2 separate regions of the Mus musculus genome follow, and region 2 is linked to region 1. The links are chromatin loops, found by intact Hi-C in ENCODE. Cell type or tissue: heart. All regions are shown on one strand. Each heading gives the region's core, and the rest is flanking DNA. Links, peaks and the distances in the headings are about the cores only. Region 1 overlaps Prep (prolyl endopeptidase). Region 2 has its middle 42 kb from the start of Lin28b.

What was found. Hi-C counts contacts between places; a loop is a spot of excess contacts. Peaks named below come from ENCODE experiments on the same cell type or tissue, not always from the same donor. Only the 100,000 strongest peaks of a DNase experiment are listed, where the experiment ranks them.
Region 2: it touches region 1 in a loop (6-fold over the local background); 4 of 42 quality-filtered maps call a loop at or near these places.

The regions. Positions count from the first base shown.
Region 1 is chr10:45,102,998-45,105,924 of GRCm38, forward strand. The region is part of intron 6 of Prep (prolyl endopeptidase); the gene reads left to right. Among named protein-coding and RNA genes, the nearest start is that of Prep, 37 kb to the left of the region's middle. In heart, for the core only: no CTCF peak of the experiment used is centred there; a DNase peak (open chromatin) is centred at 1,244; H3K27ac peaks cover 1,776 bases.
Region 2 is chr10:45,510,399-45,513,325 of GRCm38, forward strand. No RefSeq gene overlaps it. Among named protein-coding and RNA genes, the nearest start is that of Lin28b, 42 kb to the left of the region's middle. In heart, for the core only: a CTCF peak has its summit at 1,563 (motif pointing left); no DNase peak of the experiment used is centred there.

The DNA of each region.
Region 1 (2,927 bases), core at 231-2,730:
GACCTTATTAGCAGAATGTTTGTCTTCACAGTGATCTCTAAAAATCATCTTTAAAATAACCTTAAAGTATTCTAAGAAGCTAAGGAACTATTGTTCCTAATTAATTTTTAGTGGAGAAAGGTATTTTTTTCTAATCTGTACATTCAGAGGAAAATCATGTAGACATAGTTTTGAGATTGACAGCTTGAACGTTGAAAATACAAAGGTGTTTCCAGTTAGGCAAATTATGCGACTCTGTGATGATCACCAAGAGGACGACACCTGTCTTAACTGTCATTGTGACAGCGGTGTGCCCTGGGACCCCTGCCTTAGACTGACTGTGACCTGCTGGGGCTGTTAGTCTGGTGGTGCTGGGATGCTCCTGGGATACTCCAGAAGCAGCTGCTCGCCAAGGTCTGGTGCTCTCGCGCGAACGTTGCTGTTCTGTTTTTCCATTGACTGAGGCGCTGCAGCTGAAGGCCTGTCACTTGTGATTGATGTGGCCTGGCTCGAAGCAGCTGCACAGTTTCTGTCTGTTTTCAAAGGACAAGAGAACAAAAGCCTGAACTAATTAATGTTAAAGAGGCTGTTTTGCATAATATCTAATAAAATTATAATTGTGATTACTGATGCTTTTAATATAGGACTGTCTAAAAAGGTGGGGCTAACATGACGAGCATTAGTTTGTTAGCTTAGTAAAAGCAGAAAAGAAATGAAATGTGTGACTCTGATCAGTCGGAAGTGAAAAAGGGTCATAAAGAAATTGACTTTGAGGTGTAGTTGTACATACCTGTAATCCTAACACTCAGTAAGTGGAGCCAGAAGGACCAGGAAGGAACTGAAGGCCATCTGTGGTGGCATAGTGAGTTCAAGGCCAGCCTGAGCTTCATGAGATTCTGTCTTTAAAATATATGTGTGTGTGTGTATGTATGTATGTATGTATATGTATATTATATGTATATATGTATACACACACATATACACAGACACGCAACATGCGCGCACTCACACACACACAGGTCTGGGAATGAAACTGAGCATTTTATTCTCACCAAACTGAGGATCCAGAGAGACTGAAGGTGTGTGTGGTGGTGGCGACTTCCTGGGAAGAGTCACAGGGATTTGCTTTTGGATCACTCTGTGGCTTCTATCAGGATGCATGCGCATTGAATGGGGCTCCCTAATTCAGGCTGAGCTCAACACCCAGGAGCTATAAACCACTAACCGCTTGACAAGGCTTGGTGACAGCGTTATGACAAAAGTCACAAAGCCTTATCAGCACCTAGGGAGTCAGTGGTCCCTAGAGAGCGAGAGCTTGTGCAGTCAGGCTGCAGACCTGAGCCAGCAAAGCTGGAGAGCAAGTGGGAATGGGGCCAACTGGTTTGCCAGAAAATTAATTGATTCAAAACATTTTACAGGCAGATTAGAGAGAAAAAGTCCTGACGACGTTCCAAGTCACAGAGTCCAATTCAGAAGTCACCACATGGCCGATGAAGCACAATAATGTGACCTGGAGCCAGGAAAATCCTTAATCATACGGATAGATTCAGAAATGGCAAATGAGTTAGCAAAGACTTTAAAAATTATAGAAATAATTTACAACGGCTTTTAGAAAACGTTATACAGGACCAAGTGAAGCTCATTGTTTGACATGCCAAGATAGAGATGAGGGTGTTTTTAAAATGTAAATGAGGGGAAATGCTGAAAAAAAAAAAAAAGGTACTTTTGTTAAAATACACAAACCACAGATCCAAGGAGCACAGCAAATCCCAAGAACACTGTTAAGGCCAAGTCTGTAGTAATCTACTTACAAATAAGTGAAAGTAACAAGAAAATACCAAGAGCCTCCAGATAACACACACACACACACACACACACACACACACAGATAATGTCAAATGAAATGACAGCTCTGAGGCATTGCCAGTGAGCTGTGCTAAGGGGCCTCCCCCAGTGCTATTTTTAAAACTACAGACCTTCACCACATGTCCTGCCCCCTTTGCTAAGATTTCTTCCTATTATTTGTGGCACTTGTTGATGTGTAATATGTGGCATAGTTCCATGCTTACGTGTGATTGTCTCCTTCGTCTGGTGTGACATTTTCTGTGAGTTTACTGACACATCATTAATATACATAAATAAAACATGAGTTTGTACATATAGATACTTAGAATATGTCTATGAAATGACCAAATTAAAGGATCACAGGTAGAAAGTGTAGCAAGGCTCTTATACGGAACAAGAGTCAACAGTGTGACCCTGATATAGCTGTCTCGTGTGAGGCTATGCCAGTGCCTGGCAAATACAGAAGTGGATGCTCACAGTCATCTATAAGATGGAACACAGGGCCCCTAGAGAAAGAACCCAAGGAGCTGAAGGGGTCTGCAACCTATAGGTGGAACAACAATATGAACTAACCAGTACCCCCAGAGCTTGTGTCTCTAGCTGCATATGTAGCAGAAGATGGCCTAATCAGCCATCACTGGGAAGAGAGGCCCCTTGGTTTTGCAAACTTTATATGCCCCAGTACAGGGGAATGCCAGGGCCAAGAAGCAGGAGTGGGTGGGTAGGGGAGAAAGGTGGAAGGAGGGTATAGGGAACTTTCAGGATAGCATTTGAAATGTATATAAAGAAAATATCTAATAAAAAAAATAAATAAAGTTAAAAGAGTCAACAGTGTGTGTGTGTGTGTGTCTGTCTGTCTGCATGCGTGTGCATGCATTCATGTGTCTGCATGCATTCGTGTGTGTGTGTGTGTGTGTGTGTGTGTGTGTGTGCGTGTGTGCGCGCGCCCACTCATTTAAGAGACATTACTACAGAAGCATCTTGATTAACCAGATATCTGAACACTGTGGCTCAGCCAAGTTGACATAAAGTTTACAATCATACGACTGTAGAGATACCGAATTTCATACACTGCAGCCAGGTAATCACAGAAGTCACTACAG
Region 2 (2,927 bases), core at 275-2,774, 410 kb after region 1:
GGCCACAGAGATAGTATCCAAATCAGTAAAATCAGAAATGAACAGGGAGACATAACAACAAAATATATCTTAAAATACTTATTCTGTTTGTTGAATATTAACAGTTGAATATATTAAAATCATGTTCTACAAAATAAAATAATGAGAGCTAGGAGATATATTTGTTGAGGTCTGCTCCCCTAGCATAGTTGTAACCATTTTATTCCATGACCATCAGCTATTTCACAGTGTTCTTGTGATATACCTGTCAGTCATTGACACTAAAAAATAATTTGGCTCAGAGTAAGGTCATGCTAACTATATACTCTGTTATGTTATGATTTGCTCATCTTAAGAGATTCCACAACTATAAGATTCATATAGAACCCATCAAATTGAAGGTCAATTTGAACTGTTATATCCAAAATGGCTTGAATTAGGGCCAGACATTGAGCAGCACTTTCATCATCTTAATGTGAACTCATTGTGGTTTTTGCGGTTTTAGCCTTTATAAACTGGCCCTGAGAAATGGACAGCCTCTGGCTTTGAGCTCTCGAGCCTGAGCTGTTGCCCTGGTTGATCAGTACTTAGGTGTGTGTTCAATAAACCATCCCTGTCTGACTGAGATCGGTGCCTGTGTAGTTTGTGAAGTAACTCCTTGTCCCCAACAGTAGGTAGTATGGCGCTTGCTCATGTGCAGTGTGTGCAGCATTCTAAATCCAATGCACAAGACTGTTTAAATGAAGAAACTCCAACGTGATGACCCATAAGAGGAAGAAAGTATAGAGAGCTCACATGGGGGTTCTTTTGAGAAGAGGAATATCTTGCTTTAGCAGCGTGATGAATATTTCAAATCATAGATTCCAAATCTACTTACTTGGTTTTTCATACAAGGCACTGTCTATGATGAACCCTCATGTCAAGAATTTTGCCCTTGATCTGTTGTGACAAACTACCAGTTTATAGATGGACCTTTTACAAAAATGATGATTTAAAAACAAACAAACAAATGTTTTTTTTTTCTTAAAATGAGATCTTAATTATTTTTTCTTTCTTTTTTACACGTGTTTACTCTATGCATTGTGGATGTATGGGTGAAGTGCCGCACGTAGGGGGGTGAGATGTCAACATATATGAGTTGGTTCTCTGTATCATGTTAGTTCCAGGAATCAGACTCAAGTTAACAGGCTTGGTAGCTAGTTTCTCTACCCACTAAGACATGTTGCTACTCCAAGAACTTTATCCATATTTCAGAGGTTGTTGCCAACTGCAGTAGCATACACCTTTATCTATTATTCTTATTTCTTCTTATTATTATTATCATTACCACTATTACTTTTTGAGACAGGGTTTCTGTGTATAACCTTGGCTGATCCTGTGTCAAACAAACAAACAAAACAACAAAAATTGTCACTGAATTGGGTTTATTCTATTGCTGTCTAAATACTTCATCTATTTCGAGTCATATTTGCTCTCTGGTCTTTTAAAAAACATAAACCATAATCATGATTTAAACCTTGATAAAGATTAAGGCAACATAAGCATATTGTTGAAATTATAATTCTTAAATGCTGACATCTAGTGGTTGCTGCTAGCTGTTGATTCAGATAGTCTTCATTTGGCTGCATCACATGTGGAATAAAAAATTCAGAGGTAACTAAGCAAAAAGTGGAGGCACGCAGCTTTAATCCCTGAGAAGCCTGGCTGATCTCAGGAGTTTAAGGCCAGAAACTAGAAGGTTTTTTAAAATTTAGCTAATATTATTATTTCTCCATATGAATCTCCATACATCTCAAGTAATTATTAGGGAAAATGATTTTGAAACTTTGAAATTAAACCAAACTTTGCTTTTTCTTACTTTCTGTGGTATTGAGATTAAAACACAGAGCCTTCTATGTTCTAGACAGGCACACTGCCCCTGAGCTATACACGTACCCCCAAATGTACACTTGTTTTCCCCTGTATATGTTCCACTTACAAGTTAATCACACCATCCTGAAACATATAATTGGATTCCAGCAGAAGCATAGAAAAAAAAAGGCGAGAATTCCCAGGAAACAGACAAGTCTTCCCAACTTGCTGAAACAAAAAGATAGGGAAGGCCTTTTTTTCTCTTTTTTTCTTTCTTTTTTTAATCTCAGGCTCTCCTTTAACCACTATGAAGGTAGCAATGATCTTGACTTTTTTTAAAAGTTTACTTTGTTTTCAAATTGAAAATAGATTATTTTCTCATACAATATATCCTGAATATATATTCCCTTTCACTCCTCCCAATTCCTCTTCTCCTCTGCTCGACTCTAGATCTATTCCTATTCTGTCTCTCATTAGAAAAGAGCAGGCTTCTTAAAGATAACAACTAACCATGACAAAATAAAATAAAAGATGAAGCAAAAACTTTCTTATTGAAGTTGGACACGCCAACCCAACTGGAGGAAAAGATTCTCAAGAGCAGGCCCAAGAATCAGAGACACAGTCATTCTCACAGTCAGGAGCCCCATAAAAACACTAAGCTAATATTAGTACCATAAAATATTAAGCAAATATTAGTAGCATTTGATTGTAGTTCAAAGTTTTTGTGTTAGATTGTTGTTTGAATTTTGCTTTCAATAGGCTGCAGAGTACCTTTCCACACCGTCTTGGTTAGGATTTTATTGTTGTGAACAGATGCCATGACCAAGGCAACTCTTATAAAGGAAAACATTTAATTGGGGCTGGCTCAACTTTCAGAGGTCAGTCCATTATTGTCAGGGCAGCAGGCAGGCAGATATGGTACCAGCTGGAGAAGTAACTGACAGTTCTGCTTCAGGATTCACAGGCAGTAGGAAGAGCCTTGATGGGTACCTTGATGCTCACTGCCAGTGACACACATAATCCAACAAGAACACACCTATTTCAACAAGGCCACATCTCCTAATAATGCCACTTCTTATGAACCTATGGGGGCCAAT